2 separate regions of the Homo sapiens genome follow, and region 2 is linked to region 1. A link is a loop called in an ENCODE intact Hi-C map of the cell type or tissue named here. Cell type or tissue: A673. All regions are shown on one strand.

Evidence for each region. A loop is a pair of places that touch in the nucleus more often than their neighbours do. Peaks named below come from ENCODE experiments on the same cell type or tissue, not always from the same donor. Only the 100,000 strongest peaks of a DNase experiment are listed, where the experiment ranks them.
Region 2: it touches region 1 in a loop (7-fold over the local background); 32 of 110 quality-filtered maps call a loop at or near these places.

What each region holds. Positions count from the first base shown.
Region 1 is chr4:17,321,341-17,329,340 of GRCh38, forward strand. No RefSeq gene overlaps it. Among named protein-coding and RNA genes, the nearest start is that of SNORA75B, 4.5 kb to the left of the region's middle. In A673, a CTCF peak has its summit at 3,249 (motif pointing left); DNase peaks (open chromatin) are centred at 2,341 and 3,211; H3K27ac peaks cover 1,419 bases.
Region 2 is chr4:16,513,747-16,521,746 of GRCh38, forward strand. All of the region lies in intron 5 of LDB2 (LIM domain binding 2), which reads right to left. The region is part of intron 2 of LOC105374505 (a long non-coding RNA gene); the gene reads left to right. Among named protein-coding and RNA genes, the nearest start is that of TAPT1-AS1, 290 kb to the left of the region's middle. In A673, a CTCF peak has its summit at 3,228 (motif pointing right); a DNase peak (open chromatin) is centred at 3,255.

The DNA of each region.
Region 1 (8,000 bases):
CGGGATTCACTGAGATCCTCAGGGAGATCACAGGGCAATGAGGGGAACTGAAGAGGAAACCAGGGATTGTAATCATATGGGATAAGGCCTATGACAGATACTCACATGGGGCTGGGTGTGATGGAAGGGCCAAGTGGTATGTTGAAAATTTAGGAGCAGTGTTCCAGAAGGGCTTCTGGTGACGATGACTTCGAGCCTGGTGATTCAGAGTACTATGGTTTCTGGGACTGTAGTACTGGATTTGAATCCAGCCCCCACCTCTCACTAGCTGTGTGGCCTTGGATGAGTTACTTAATTTCTGTGTTTCAGGTTCCTCATCTGAAGGATGAGTTAAATGACAATACTCGCCCTACAGGGCAGTTGTGAGGATGAACTTTATTCATATACATAAACTACTTAGAATAGGGTGAATATATAGTGAGTGCTATACATGTTGACCTCGATTACTGTTTTCAGGATGCAAAAGAGTTAGCTCAATGAAGAAAAGAGTGGTGAAAAAGCATCCCAAGAAGAACAAATACCTGTGGAATGAAGGAAAGAATGGAAAGAATGGCAAATGACTCCAAGATGACAGCTTAGTCAACAGGCGCTGGCTTTGTCCGTGAATAATCATAGGGGAGAATCCATTGTGCTAGAGCTGCCTCGTGGGTTAAGAACAAACCCAGGAAAAATAGACGGGTTCTCTGTCCTCACAGGCATATTCAACAAGACTAAACACACAAGGAAGAGAGACTAAACACATGAGAAGGATGCAAGGCAGCAAAAAAACCGGCTCTGAACTAGGTAGCCAGACTCCAATGGTAATCTCAAAAAAAAAAAAAATGAATCATACTATTTTGTTTGTGATGTGCCAGACACTGGGCTAAACACTTTATATGTTTTTCCTGCTTAAATTCAGCCCACAAATACACATTATGTGACTGTCTCTCCATGACAAAACCCCTAGGAGATTTTAGGGAAGGGAGAGATTGACCCAAAGGACCCAAAAAGACAGCAAAGCTTGAGCTAGGCCTTAAGAGAAGGAAAGAATTTGAATAGAAGGTGAGTAAAAGAGAAACTACAGAAGCACAGCCCAAGAGAAACATAATGTGAGCCACAAATACAAGCTACATATCCAATTCTGAATTTTCTAGTGGCCACATTTTTTAAAGTTAAAAAAGGTAAAATTAACTTTTAGAATATATTTTATCCAATATTTGCAATGTATTAAAATTTCAGTATGTAATCAGTATAAAACATTATTAATGAGATGTTTTGCATTATTTTCTTTCTCTACTAAGTCTTTGATATCTGGTGTGTATTCTCTACTTACAGAACTTGTCAGTTTCAAGTAGCCAGACTTCAAGTGCTCAATAGCCCCATGTGACTACCACCTTGGACAGCACAAGTCAAGAGGTTTTGAAAAAAGAAAAGGCATTCATGGATGTCTTGCTAGGCCTCAGTCACTTTTTCTACAAACACAGCTTTATTTAATCTTCCAAACCACTCCCTTAGGGGAATATTGTTACAGGTTGAGTATCCCTTATCCAAAATGCTTGGGACCAGAAGTATTTTGGAATTCAGATATTTTTTCTAATTTTGGAATACTTGCATTATACTTATGCGTTCAGCATCTTTACTCCGAGAATCCAAAATCTGAAATGTTCCAATGGGTATTTCCTTTGAACATTGTGTCAGCATTCAATGGCAAAAGTTTGGATGTGAAATCCAAAAGTTTTGCATTTTGAAGCATTTCGGGTTTTGGATTTTTGGATGAGGGGTATTCAACCTGTATTATCCCCATTTTACAGAGGAGAACACTGAGACTCTAAGAGGTTAAGTTGACAGCTAAATAAGTGGGTTGATCTAGGATTTAAATCCAGCTCTCACCAACTTCAAGCCTGGGCATATTCCTCATGCTGGAATTGTCTTAGGAAACTGCTTCCGAGGACCGTGCACCCCAAAACAAGACAACACCCGGGCAGAGAGAACCACAGAGATCCTGGGATCCACTTCTGAGCAGCTTCCTCCCCAGGCTCCATAGCCCACACCAGCTTTGTACAGCCTCCCGTACAGGGAGCAGGGTGGACAAAAAGCACGCAAACACACGCAACTTTTCTCTTTCCAGTTAATTGAAATTGAGATGTACCCTGCTCCATCACAGCAAAATGACGAAAGGAAAGCAAGGAAGGGCACCTGTGTGGGTAAATCTTTTACTTCTGTTGCAGAGACGTACATGATGAACAGATACTTAGTTGGCTGCTTCTCAGCCAGCCAAGCAGGGCTCCCTTACACCCTTTGCGGCTCTATTTTGTTGTCAATTACTGTTTCTAAAACTATTAAGAGAGGAAGGGGGAAGAGTATAAACAGCATTAACGGTAATTTACGATCTGAAAAGGGACAGCAGGAGTTCGAAATCTGTCTACATTAAGATACTTTCCCCACGCTCCTCTGGGTCCTGGAGCTAGAGGATCAGGATCCAGGATCGTAGGAAAAGGATGTTTATACAACACTTCTGGCAGAAAAGACATTTTTTTTCCTTGCACGCCGAGGGCAAGGTTCAGCTGACTTTCCATAAAGGGTCTGGTCTGTGCCGAGCATGCTGTGGGTACCCTGTCCCTGGTGTGGGAAGATACATGAGCTTTCCAGATTTTTGTTTTATTTTATTTACTTTTTGTTTAATGAACCCTCCCTGATTTCTACAGTCATTCAAGCTTGCTGCCACCCACCCCACCCCACCTCAACCATCAGCAAAGCCCACCAGGAAAATTGCCAAGAGAGACACTCATCAGCTCTTCAGTGAGAATTTTGCCATGCTTCTGCCTTTGGTAACTCCAGATTCTTCCAGACAAAGGTTGACTCCATCACTAAGGCATGTTTTATGCCATCCAGTTTAACTTTGCAGGACCTACTTCTCAAGCCAAGGAATTGCAAGACCACATTATGTAGCAGCTTGAGTTAGAGTCTAAAAGGAGAGCCAGTTGCACCCCAGGATTACCATGATTTTTTCCTTTTTCTTTTCTTTTGAGGTGGGCATGAGATACCACGGTCTGGCTCTGAACACAATCTCTGGCAGCTGCTTATGATTCTCTCAACACTAATGATGTGATCAAGTCTTCGAGTGAATTTTGGAGCTGAAGGGAGAGACAAAAAGAAAATTTCATAAACCACCCCCAGAATCTGTTCGCTGAAGCACCACACATTTACAGTACCACCTTCGCGAACCAGTCTCTTAGATCACTAGCGACCCCACGTGGCCAATTTAAAAGAACAGTAATTTTTCTCCCCCCCCGCAGAAAAGAAACTTAACGCTTCAAGGTTTTACTCCTAAGTCTTCGTAGAATTTAAAAACTGAAAAGCTGTAAGGACCGTTAATGTCACCTGACCCAACCACCTCATTTTACAGGAAGCAGAGGTTGAGAGAGGTAAAAAGGGCCTCGAAAGGTCACACAGAATGTTAAGGTCAAGTTAGGAAGCAATACAAGAAATGATTCTAAGAGATTCTATGCTACTGGATTTTAATTTCTTAATCGAAGAAAGGAAAAGAAGGCTTTTGTTCCCCAGACCAGAAAATAAATACTGCTATTACAGAAGAATCACTGTAATAAGACTGCATGTTTTAAAGGATCCCAAGTTCCAATAGGTATGTAGGCAATACATATATTTCTTTCCTCTTCTACGCCTAAAACTTACCAGAGTACATTAAATAGAGTCACGGCAAGAATGAGGCCAGCATGGACAAGAGGGAGGAGTCGGCATTTGGCAAATGTGAATTAGATGCTCATTCCCAAAGCCTAGCCACTGAGCAAAGGAAAAGATTGGGTTTCATTTCCACCCTCATAATGGCACTGCAGAGTGGACACTATTATTCCCATTTTAGAAATGAGAACACTGAGGCTCAGGGAACTAAACTAACTTGCTCAAAATCTGACAGAGACTAAACTGCAAAGCTAGCTCTCTGCAGGACTTTACTTAATGCCTCAACTTATCCATCCATCAAATGGGATGATAAAGTCGGCCTGTTGATCAGAAAATGTTAGTGTTAGAAAGGGTCCTCAGAGGAACTCTCTTTCAAATGAAAATGGACCCGCTGTACATATAACAGTCAAAAATGATTGGTATCTATCTGCATATATATAATAAAGTCTAGCAAAGAGAACATGGGTGCTGTTGTGACCAGATTAAAGCTGAGAGTTAAACAGGGCATTTGCAGTTTTCGATCTGCTTGAGCATCCGGGCTGTATATTCTGTTTTGTTTACTCTGTAACATAGAGTTTCTGATTCACTTTCCCCAAGATAGAAGTCTATCTTGGTTTGATGGACAATGTTGCTGCTGCTGCAGCTGTTCAAATCACACTGCCCTTCCAGCCTCAGAGCCCTCCTCAATTCAAGAGAGAGATGCTTCATTCAAAGTCTGCTCTAAAACCAGTTAGTACGTGTCTACCTTCAGGTCCACGTGGTGTTAAAATATGACATTCTATATACATTTATATGTGTATGTGTTGATATTTATTACCACTACTAACACAGTTTTAAATTAGGTGCAGATGACCTTAAAATCATTTACTTAACTCAAGCACCACCATAGAATCCAAAAGTTCCAGGAGGAGGAAGGAAAATTTGAAAATCACTGATCCAGTCCAGCCTGCTATCAAGAAACCCTACTTTTGTTAAAACCAAAATGAGAACCTCCAAAATTTAGGATCAGCTCAAATCTCCACTCCTCATCACCATCACTACAACCCCATGTGTCACCTTTCCCACGAAGCATCTCATTTGGTCTCCTTTTGCCATCATAGGTTGGACCCCTTCCCCGCCCCACCCCACTACAGGACACGGTCCCCCATTCTTGGCAGCTCTATCCAAAGCATGGACCAAACCTCCCTTTGCTGTCTGCTCTGAGTACCATGGAAACAGTCTGGAATTTTCCCAATGCCATTTCTAAAATTACTGCAAGAGAATAGAAGGTAAATAAATACAGAAAGTGGGAGAAATCTAAAATCAATGATTTACAAAGCGTGAAATTCTGATCCAAATCTTACTACAGGTCATTCTCTCTCTAGAGCTAGAAAATCTTTCCCTGTTCCAGGAGGAGGTCCCCAAAATAGAAATACTCCATGTAAATTGGTACAAAGACTCTGAAAAGCAATCCAGCACCATCCTTCAAGGTCTGTAAAAAAATTCCTATGCTCGGGCCCTGTAATTTCACTTCTCCAACTCACCTGAATGAAATAATCAAACAGCGAGGGCAGTAATTCATTCACAAAGATGTTTGTCACTAACTCACCTATAATTATATAAAAAAAGAAAACCTGAAAACAAACTGTGCAACAGGGTTTATGATGTAGCCATAAAATGGAACATTACGTAGCCATTAAAAATGATGTTTTAAAGCATTTTTGATAATACTAAGTGGACAAAAAAAGAACTTTTAATGGCATTTAGTGAAAATAGCAAGGTGCAAAACTGGTACACATTATGTAATCAAATATTTCAAACCAAAACAAGAGAAGTATGAGTGTGTAGAGGGAAAAAAAAAAAGAAGAAGAAACTTAGCAAAATGTTCACAAAGTGAACTGACAGAGTGGTGAGATTCATGCTGATTTTCTTCTGTACTTGAATTCTGCTTTACTTTTATGATGAGTTTGCATTAATGTATAATCTGAAAATAAAATAAGTTGGGGTGGTCTCTTTAAAAAATATTTTATTAACTTTGAAGATATTAACTTTTTAAAGATATGAACTCTGTAGCCCAGGAGGCTGACACATTTTCTCAATCTACATCTCCCTACCTCCTCCCTGTCCCCATCGTGCTCCATCTCCACGCCTCCTGCTCCGCCCACCTCATCTCTGCTTCTCCTTTCTGCTTGTGGATCCCAGAGATCCACATTCATGACAGCCAATGATGCGACCCTCCAAGGGACCTTCCAGAGTCACATTTGTCAGGAGGCTGGTACCTCTTCTGAATTATTTACCCTTAAATAAAGCAACCCCATGAAAAATTCACATCTCTCAAACGTCTTGCAAGATTTTTCTTCTCCTCTTGGTTGAAAGGCAGGGTCTATGGAATTCATAATTCATTCAACTAATATTGATTGAGCGTCCACCATGTGCCAGGACCTCTTCTGGAAGAATACATGAGACAAGGCCACCACCCTCTGAGAACTGGCATTCTGGCATGGGCAAAAAATAATAAATAATCATGCAAATGAGGAGAATATCAACTCTGCTAAGTGCTGTTCTCAGAGTGACTCAGTGGCTGCCTGAGACAGTTATTCTTCAGATCTGCGACAGTAAAACCACGAGGGAACGTCCAGGAGGTACCTTGATGCCAAGATGTTTAGAAAAGCTCAACTTCTTCAGGTCTCGTGCACCAGTGGTGAATGCTAGAAGATGCCAAGACCTCTCAAGAAGAGAGTTGCAGGAGGCTTCTAAACACAGACATACGCACATGAGCTGTGGCCAGCTGGCTCCCGTTCTCCTCATAACATTCCCTCCACTCCCTGTCCAGTGATGTTGGTTAGGAGAGAGATTGAAGGAGGGTTGTCATGGTATTTTTGAGACTCAAACAACTCTTCTAAAAATTAGACTCTTAAATGGGTTGTAGGGGCCCTGTTGCTTCTCTCTTATGTGGACTGCTGTTAGGTTTTGTTTTTGTTTTTTCAAAAGAATAATAAAAGATTTAAAATCACTTGGAGCCATAATGACTTTATCTTTGTTAATTTTCCTCAGCAAATACCTTAGGATCAGAAAGTCCTGGAAGCAGAATGAAAAGTACGACCTAAGACAGAGGGCAGGGGAGATCCGAAGAGAAGAGAAAACCTCCAACTCAGTCTGTTTTCTCAACAGCACTCTGCAAAACACACACAGACACACACACACACACACACACACAGTCACTCACTCACACTCATCCTTCCTTCCCAGATACGCTATGGCATTGCCTGAGGAGCCATTCAGAAAATTTTCCAACCCCTCTATAACTTACAGAGCTCTTCTTTCCAGACATAAATAGGAATTTCAACTGGGCCAAAAGCAGACACTAAATTACCAAAAGATTCATCAAGCATCAAACAACAGAGGAAAATGGTTTGAAGCTGATTGTAAAAGATTAAGGCAAAAGGTTCCGTCCTGAGGAATTGCTGTTTGAACAGGAAATCAAATGACCTAAGGTGGTGTTGGGGGGAAGGGAGGGAAGAGGCATAAATAAAGGAAACAGCAAATACCCGATTGCTCTTGTGCCCGTGGAAAATTTTTAGAGAACTCAAGAAAATGAAAATTGAGCTCGCCCCAAATACATCCCAGATGTCCACTTTTGACTTCCAAGAAATGGGAATGCAAAATGGAAAAAATACTTAAAATGAAAATGAATCCATTGGGATATATCCTCCACTAATCTGGCACCCAGAATTTACCTTCTCTAATTTTGTTAAGCAAGTAGCAAATGTGGTACTTAAGGAAAAGGTGCCTTCTTCTCTAGCTGTGTCTGTGTCTATTTCATTTCTCTCATGGTATTGATGGACCTCAAGGGCAAAAGCCAGAGCCTGTGCTTGTACCAGGCACATTGCTGCTAGTAGGTGTTCAATACATATTTATTCATTGACTGAAACATAAGCTCTGAAAATGTAAGGATCTCTATATATACATATTACCTGTTAATAAAACGCACACAAGCATCCAGGTTGTGTAGAGAAAAGGTTTATGAAGTTACTGGTAATCATAGTAATGGTAAATAAATAGCTCTTTACAGTTTACAAAGCACTTTCATAAACTTTATCTCTTAACTCCTGTAACAGCCATGTGAAATAGGATTGAGGTTAATTCTCCTGTCCTAGCACCTTTCTGAGAATATCACCAGATGGACTAATTACTCAGCTCATAAAAGAATACATCCACTCTAACCCCAGGAATCCTAGATTGAGCTGTGTTAGCAGAAACAAACAGCAGTCAGCTCTGCTTGCACATCCTCAAAAAGACATATAAAATCTGAGCAACAGCAGCTGTAAACAGCAAAGTCAATT
Region 2 (8,000 bases), 810 kb before region 1:
AAGCAAAGTTTGTCTTTTACTTTGTCCTGCCCTACTCTGCCATCCCTCATTCGCCCCCACAGCAAGCCATAGAAACTAGAATGCCTCTTCCCCAAGGAAGGTCATAGAAACCAGAACCTATCCCCGCCAAAGGTAGACATAAAATCTAAACATATTATTCTAACTTTTCCCTGCCTTTCTGTATAAGAGCTGACCATAAAGAAATTCTGTGACCTGCTTTGGAAGTAGGTCATAAGACCCACATTCCAGCAAGGATCCTGTCCCATATCCAGGAGGAAGGAATGCTGAACGGAGAGACAAAGAAGAATCTGAACAGACAGGCCTTGCTGCGTTTCCCTATTCAGTTATTCCCATTAGGTCATACTCTCTTTGTCCAATCACAGTCCAACACAGTTGTGCATTCCTCATTGAGCCTAAACATAAAAATGAATCATTTTTCCTGTATCTTTGGGTCTTCATTCTCAAGGCTCCTGTGTCATGTAAAACTTTGATTCAATAAATATGTTATACTTTTCTCTTGTTAACTTGTCTTTTGTTATAGGAGTGACCCTTATAATAGGTAAGAAAAGGAATCACACTTTTGTATCCCTATGCCCTCACATAATTCTGACAAACACGACTAGAATTTGAGGTCCACTTACCTATATATCCAGGGCTTTCGAACAGATAATAGAGACAGCAAGACTTGCACAAACCCCCAGTGGTGTCCAGTTCTAAATCCATCCTCTTCTCACTTCCACCAACTGTCTCATGTTCTCTTCCTTCCTTCTTAAGTCTAAGCATGATAATTATGTTTACCTAGAAAGGTTCTTCAGTTGTTTGTACCTATTACTGACCTAAGCTTGCTTAAACCACTCACCCCATTTAAGGGCCAGCTGCACTTTTCTTTCATTTGTAATTTCTCTGGAAGACAATAAGATTAAAGCCTGAACAACACAAGGAATATGCACATCACAGGGGCCAAGACACCAACCCTAATAAACCAGGCTGTAAAGTAATGAGACCTGGGTTAGTAATGCTGGATCTTCAATCTTGCTTACTTTGATGTCCTTTTTGAAATCTAAAGTGTTAATATGGAAAAACCTGTGAAAAAGGCAAGATTACTATAGAGTTAACTCCATATTCCAACATTATGAAGACTCTGTGTGCATTACTCTGTTAAGAATTCCTTGCTGATCCCACTACAGGGTATATCCCCAAATGAAGATAAATCCTTCTACCAAAAGGACACCTTTACTCATATGTTCATTGCAGTACCACTCACAATAGCGAAGACGTGGAATCAACCCAAGTGCCCATCAGTGGTGGATTGGATAAAGAAAATGTGGTACACATTCACCATAGAATACTACACAGCCATAAAAAAGTACAAAATCATGTTCTTTGTAGTAACATGGATGCAGCTGGAGTCCATTATCCTAAGTGACTGAACACAAAACCAGAAAACCAAATACTGCATATTCTCACTTACAAAAGAGAGCTGAACATTGGGTACATATGGGCACAAAGATGGGAACAATGACACTGGGCACTCCAAAAGCAGGAGGGAGGGTTGAAAAACTACCTATCAGGTACTATGTTCACTATTTGAGTGACGGTGTCAATAGAAGCCCAAACCTCAGCATCACATAACATGCATGTGTCACAAACCTGCACATGTACTTCCTGAATCTAAAATAAAAATTGTAAAAAAAGATGCTTTGCTACTACAAATCAAAGTGTAAGTTACAGACTACTTCATTGCCTTTCCAAGCCATCAGTGCTCACCAGACCAAAAGGAGTGAAAGATTCCACAGTCATCTGTGCAAGTAGATTTAAGAGTGGGTTATCCCTCAAAGAAGTACCACTGCATCTATTATTAAGCAAGAATGGTAAGAAAAGCTTCAGAGAAATCCTAAAGACTAGGAAACATTTTAGAGTATTTTTTTTAGTATTTAAAACAGTTAAAAATCTTTTCAACATTTTCAAATTATTTTCATTTGGTTCATTTACCACTTATTGTAAATGAGCTTATGCTGGAGATAAAATACATGGGTGGAGTGGAACAAACATGGATTTACAAGCTAAGAAGTCTAGGTATGGATTATTTATTTATTTATTTATTTTATTATTTATTTATTTATTTATTTATTTTTTTGAGACAGTCTCGCTCTGTCGCCCAGGCTGGAGTGCAGTGGTGTGATCTTGGCTCACCGCAAGCTCTGCCTCCTGGGTTCACACCATTCTCCTGCCTCAGCCTCCTGAGTAGCTGAGACTACAGGCGCCCGCCACCACGCCCAGCTAATTTTTTGTATTTTTTTTAGTAGAGACGGGATTTCACCGTGTGTCCAGGATGGTCTCAATCTCCTGACCTCATGATCTGCCCACCTCGACCTCCCAAAGTGCTGGGATTACAGGCGTGAGCCACCACGCCCAGCCTAGGTATGGATTTTGACTCTCACTAGATATGCATCCTTGGGTAAGTTATTTAAAAACACTGGGTTTCAGTTTCACCTGCAAAACAATACCCATCTTATATACTGTTGTGAGAATTTGAGTTAATATGTCTAATGCATGACTATTTAATAATCTGTAGATATTATTAATTATATATTAGCAAGCATGCATAGGTTGCAATACAAACTACATTTCTATTACTTTACATCAACAAACAAACATTTATTGAGCTTCCTCCTAAGTATCAAGCATTCTGCTCGGTGCTGGGGACACAAAAATGAGAATAACACAATCTCTGCCCTTAGAGGGAATCCTTAAAAATGCTTTAAGTATATTAACAAAACTATCCTGTCTTAGGAAATCACATTCTTCCAAAGCAAGTATTTTTCATTGTACGACAAGGTAGACGGTGGGGGTGACCTGTTTGGACCTAGAAAGGACTATCAGCATTGGGCATGCTATAAAATGGGAGAGTTACACTTATTGTGAGGACCCATGAGCTCATTGTCTTTTCCTTTTTTGCAGTGACTTTCCTCTCTGGGTTTTCAGCAACATTTCTTTTTCAGGTGCTAATCCTCAAAATTTATCCCTTTCCCTTTAATGTAAAAATATCTTCCCATCGCTGTAACCCACCCCAAAGGAGCTTGCATCTCTGAATGCTAATCGAGAATCCCCAAAGTCATTTTTCTTCCAGTGGAGAGTCCGGGGCTGGAGAGGCAGCCCTCCCCTTATTCATGTATGCAAATGAGGCTTCTTCTCTGCTGCAAAGATGCAATGGCTTTGCTGGGCTCTGTGCTGTAGGTGGCAGAACTAACTCAGATAAGAGCCTGTCTTCTTTGGCAGTAAGCCAGTGCATCTTGGCAACAGCAAAGGCCTAGGGCATTATGAAATGAAATCAGGAAGCAGGTTTGGGGAGTGGGTTCCCTTAGTTGCTAGTCAAATCCGTTGGGAGCTGCCATTCCTACCCTCCCTGAGGTCTGAGACCCTCAAGAGAATCTGGTGAAGGCTATACAGCCTGTCTTTCAAATTTTGTACAAAATTTCTGGTGGTTGTTGAATCCTCTATAGCCCCATCCATCGACTCTAGGAAGAGTCCCCTGTTTGTAATAAGTATGAGCCAGGTTACAAGATATATGCCTTTTCCTCATTACCCCACTCCACATACACATAAAAAAAACACCAGTCAAATGCACATTATAGAACTGAGCATAATAACACATGGTCCTTTGATGTTGAAAAAAACTAATCTGCACAGTCAGGACAGCTACAAAGTGCCCACTGGACTTTTTCCCTTTGCCTAAAAAGAAAGGCCAAAGACAACATGTCTGCAACATCTGCAGCAGCCTGCATGCAGGCTTGCACTTTTGTTTGGTCTCTTCCTGGGGTAGTACCGGAGTGAAGAATACCATGAGGAATCCCAGGACGCTGTGGAAAGGGAAGGGATCAGCAAGGCCCGAGATCCCTCTTTGAATATAAAACCCATAAACATGGTGTCCCTGTCAAGTCCAGATAGGATCCCTAAGAAAGCCATTGTTCATCCTGGCAAAGTTCCAAGGACACCTTTTTGCAGATTTAGTGAATGTTTTAGGTTGAGCTTGCTCTCCTATGCTTCTGACCTCTTTTTTCTGGAGATTCTGGCCCCAACACTGACCCTTTGGTATGAAATTTTGTAATCACAACAGGAACTTGATGAATGAGTGGATGGATGGATGGATGGATGGATGGATGGATGGATGGATGGATGGATAATAGATAGCTTGGCCAGATTTATAGCAAGGAGTCATTTGTTAATGACAGACAAATCAGGCATGGTCCTGTGTGCTCTGAAGTGATGAATTTGTTCATTTGATGAATAAATGATTGTCTCCTGCATGCAAAATGCTTTGCACAATGCATATGTATGTCCTGGCCAGGCAGGAAGCTCTTAGTTCAGTCCCAGGATTCCTGCCTTTTCATATTAACAGAGGACCTAACAAATGTAGACAGTGCAGTGTTTTGCTCTTGTTTTGCTTTTCATCTGACAGTTCTCCTGGAGAAATTTGATTCTTTTCACTACACACTCATACCCATTCTTCTGGGGCATCTCATTGCCCGAATCTCAGGAACAGGTGGTGCTTGTCAGAGTTGGCTGTGAACTACAAAGCAGTATTTGATTATCTCCCAATCTAGGCTCTGTCTACCATCAACATTTTAATTCCATGTTTTTTGTGTGACATCCTATGGCCTTGAACCCTCTACTCTTTGTATGTAGGTCTCTTCAGAGTTGCTAGGTCAACGCGTTGCTCAGACCTTTGCTTGTGTTGTTTTTTTTTTCGCTTTTAAAAGGCCTTCTCTCCTCTTTCTCAGTCATCTTAACTAGGATTTGGCAAACTATGACCTGTGGACTAAATATCCGTGCTTTCTTACTGTCTATAGCTGCTTTTGTGCTACAGCAAAGCTCAGTAGTTGGACAGCCCACAAATTAAAAAATACTCACTATCTTGTCCTTCACAGAAAGTTTGTTGACCCTTGAACTAAATCGGTACTATTCCAAGAAGGTGGCTGCAAATGACTTGTTACGTCTCCATAATAGGATAAAGAGCTTGAGGCAGAGCATGTTCAATTCACTGCTTACTTTATTGAGAAAGTTTTGCATTAAAAAGGTATCAGATCAACTAAACAATATGCCCAGTGAAATAGTTGAGTTATGTCCTGGAGAGAGCTCCTTTACTTGTTGCGAACCAGTCGCCCACACTAAGTCACACCATCTGAACCATTTAAGGTCCTCCAAGGTCCAGCTCAAATCCCACCTCTGTCTCCGACCATCCTATCCTGCAAGGGACTCTTTTGCTTCTATAGCACTTATCGTGAATCTTTGCACATCCCAGTGTTTATATTTGCATTAGAAATTTTCCTTTCTTGTGGCCTCGTTCACCTCTTATCTACGGCAAGCTATATTTTACTTTTCTTTTTATTTAACACGGTATTAGGTATACTCAAATATTTGTTGAGTCATAACTTAATTAATAATATCTACAGAATGCCTAGTCTATGTCTATCCCTGGAGTATGCACCTTAAATTATTATGTCATTAACCCTCACCCCCACCTTTTGGCCCACTTTTACAGGTGAGAAAACTCATACCCAAACCCATTAAATCATCCAGAACTAGTGATAAAGAATGTGGTTCCTACAGTGTATCCAAGGCAGTACAGCTATTTGAAGGGCAGAGAAGAGGTTCAGTCAAGTTTCTCTGACTTCAACCCTGTACTATTAACTCGTAACTGCTATGTTGTTTACCTCTCTGAATATCAGTGGCTTAAATGACTTCTAAGATACCAAGTTCAAAGCCTTTCACTGTTTTTGTGTTTCTCTTTGCAAATGGTATTGATCGACAGAGCTAATACATGGCAAACTTGGGGGTTTGAACCCAGATGAATCTGGTTCCAAAACCTACACAGAGAGGTAGGTGATGCAGAAGGGTGTAGGTTTTGGAACCAGATTCATCTGGGTTCAAGCCCTCCAAGTCAGCCATTATCTAGCTATGTGTTCTTGGCCAAGAATTTTAGCCTCTCTGAATCTCAGTTTCCTCATCTAGAAAATGGGGATAATACTACTTATCTCTGACAGTTTGAAACAAAGTAAGTAACCCTTAATACAAAAGCCTGGAACTAGGTCAGCACGCAAAAGATGAACACTGTTGTGATGAGAAATGCTATGGCCTTAAAGGCCAGCCCCACTGAGCCAGGCGCTCAATGTATTATGGGACTGAGAAGCTTCTTTGGGAAGTAAGTCACATGGTCTCTGGAAGTCTTAGGGTCACTAGATAACAATGAATGCCCCAAAGAGTAGTAATCAGGCCAATGGCACATGGCATTTTAGTAGCTAACGTCTCCGATAATAACCCATATTTAGAATTCAGTGATAAATACCAAATGTTCAACTCCACAGCCAGGTTTTTTCACCCTCCCCTCCCCGCCGCCCCACCGCCAGTAATTTACTCCTCTGGCTAAATCCGTACCAGAAAGACATCAGATGATGGGGGTGGGGGGAGATTAAAAAACAAACTCTTATCTAAGAGTGAAGGAGTCTCTCTAATTAAGAAACACATAATGAAAAAATATATGGAATCTAAAAGAAAAAAAAAACAAAAAAGCAAATAATCCCCACTAAGAAGCAGATAAGAATGAATAACAGGCATCCACATGACTAAACTCACTCTGCTCTGAAGAGGAAGAACAAGGGATAGAGGAAACACTTTCCCTTAGAAGCGATGCAAGTCCAAAACATCAGATTATGATTGAGGTTTATTTCCTGATAGGATTAAAGGTAGATTGGTTGTCAAATTCAAAACATACTCCTTTTTATCTGAAGATGCAACCGGGGGATGTGTTGCCTTTTCTCAGTCTGTTTGCAAATTGATTACTCATGAAAGTTATCGCGTCCAACCCTGGAGACAGGGTGTCCCTCCGTTCTCAGGCAGAGGAGAGTGGCGGCAGCTGTCACTCCAGTCTTGAAGGGACCATCCTTCTTCCAGAGTGATCTTTCCTGATTTCACTTTTGAGGCTGTTGGGAAGGAGGTCATTGACTGCTTTTCTGACCCACCCAGGGGAGAAGTGCTTGGACTGTTTTCCTACCCTGGGGCAGCCCTGTCAGACTAGCCAAGCTCACGATTTCTGCTGCATCCGTTAGGCCCATGAAGAGACCATTCAAGGCCCCTTCTGTTCTGTTCTTTACCTCTGATTCTACAGCCATAATTTCTCTGCCATATCTTCCTGCCTGGGCACCCCCTTCCACAATGCTTGGGTTATTTGCCTCTTTGCTCTTAGCCCTGTCTCTTCCTTCCAGCTCTGCATGGCAGGAGACAAGCCCCTGCACATTATTTCCCAGCTGTCTTTGCCAACTGGCTTCAGGCGAGGTTTGGCCAGTTGGAGGTACTCAGGGAGATTAGAGAGAAGCAGGTTGTGTTCATTTCTTAGGACTGCCATATCCTGGTACCACAGACTGGGTGGCTTAAAACAACAGGAATGTATGCTGTCTGTTCTGGAGGCTGGAAATCTGAAATCAAGGAGTAGGCAGGGCCGAGCTCCCTCTGAAGGCTCCCATGAAGAATCCTGCCATGTCTCATCCTAGCTGCTGGTGGCAGGCACCTGCAATCCTTGGGGCTCATTGGCTTGTAGCTGCATCACTCCAATCTCTGCCTCCATCTGCACATGGCCTTTACCCTATGTGTCTGTGTCCTCTCCTCTTCTTATAAGGACACCAGTAATTAGATTTAGGGTGCACCCTAAATCCAGAATGATTTCATGCTGAGATCTTTAACTGATAACATCTGCAAAGACTCTACTCCCAAATAAGGTCACATTCTAAGTTTCCAGGGGAATATGAATTTTGAGGGAGCCTATTCAACCTACTCTATGTTTAAGGAAATAAGGAGGGGTATTTCTTGCCTTCTCTGTAGTTCAGGTAGCCTTTTCAGCAGCTGTCATCAGACACATCCACTACAGTTCCAGCTGATACCAGGTGACCCTACACCTTCTGCCTTTGTTCTTCTAGCCCCAGGAGTGGCAATTGCTAATCTTAGTG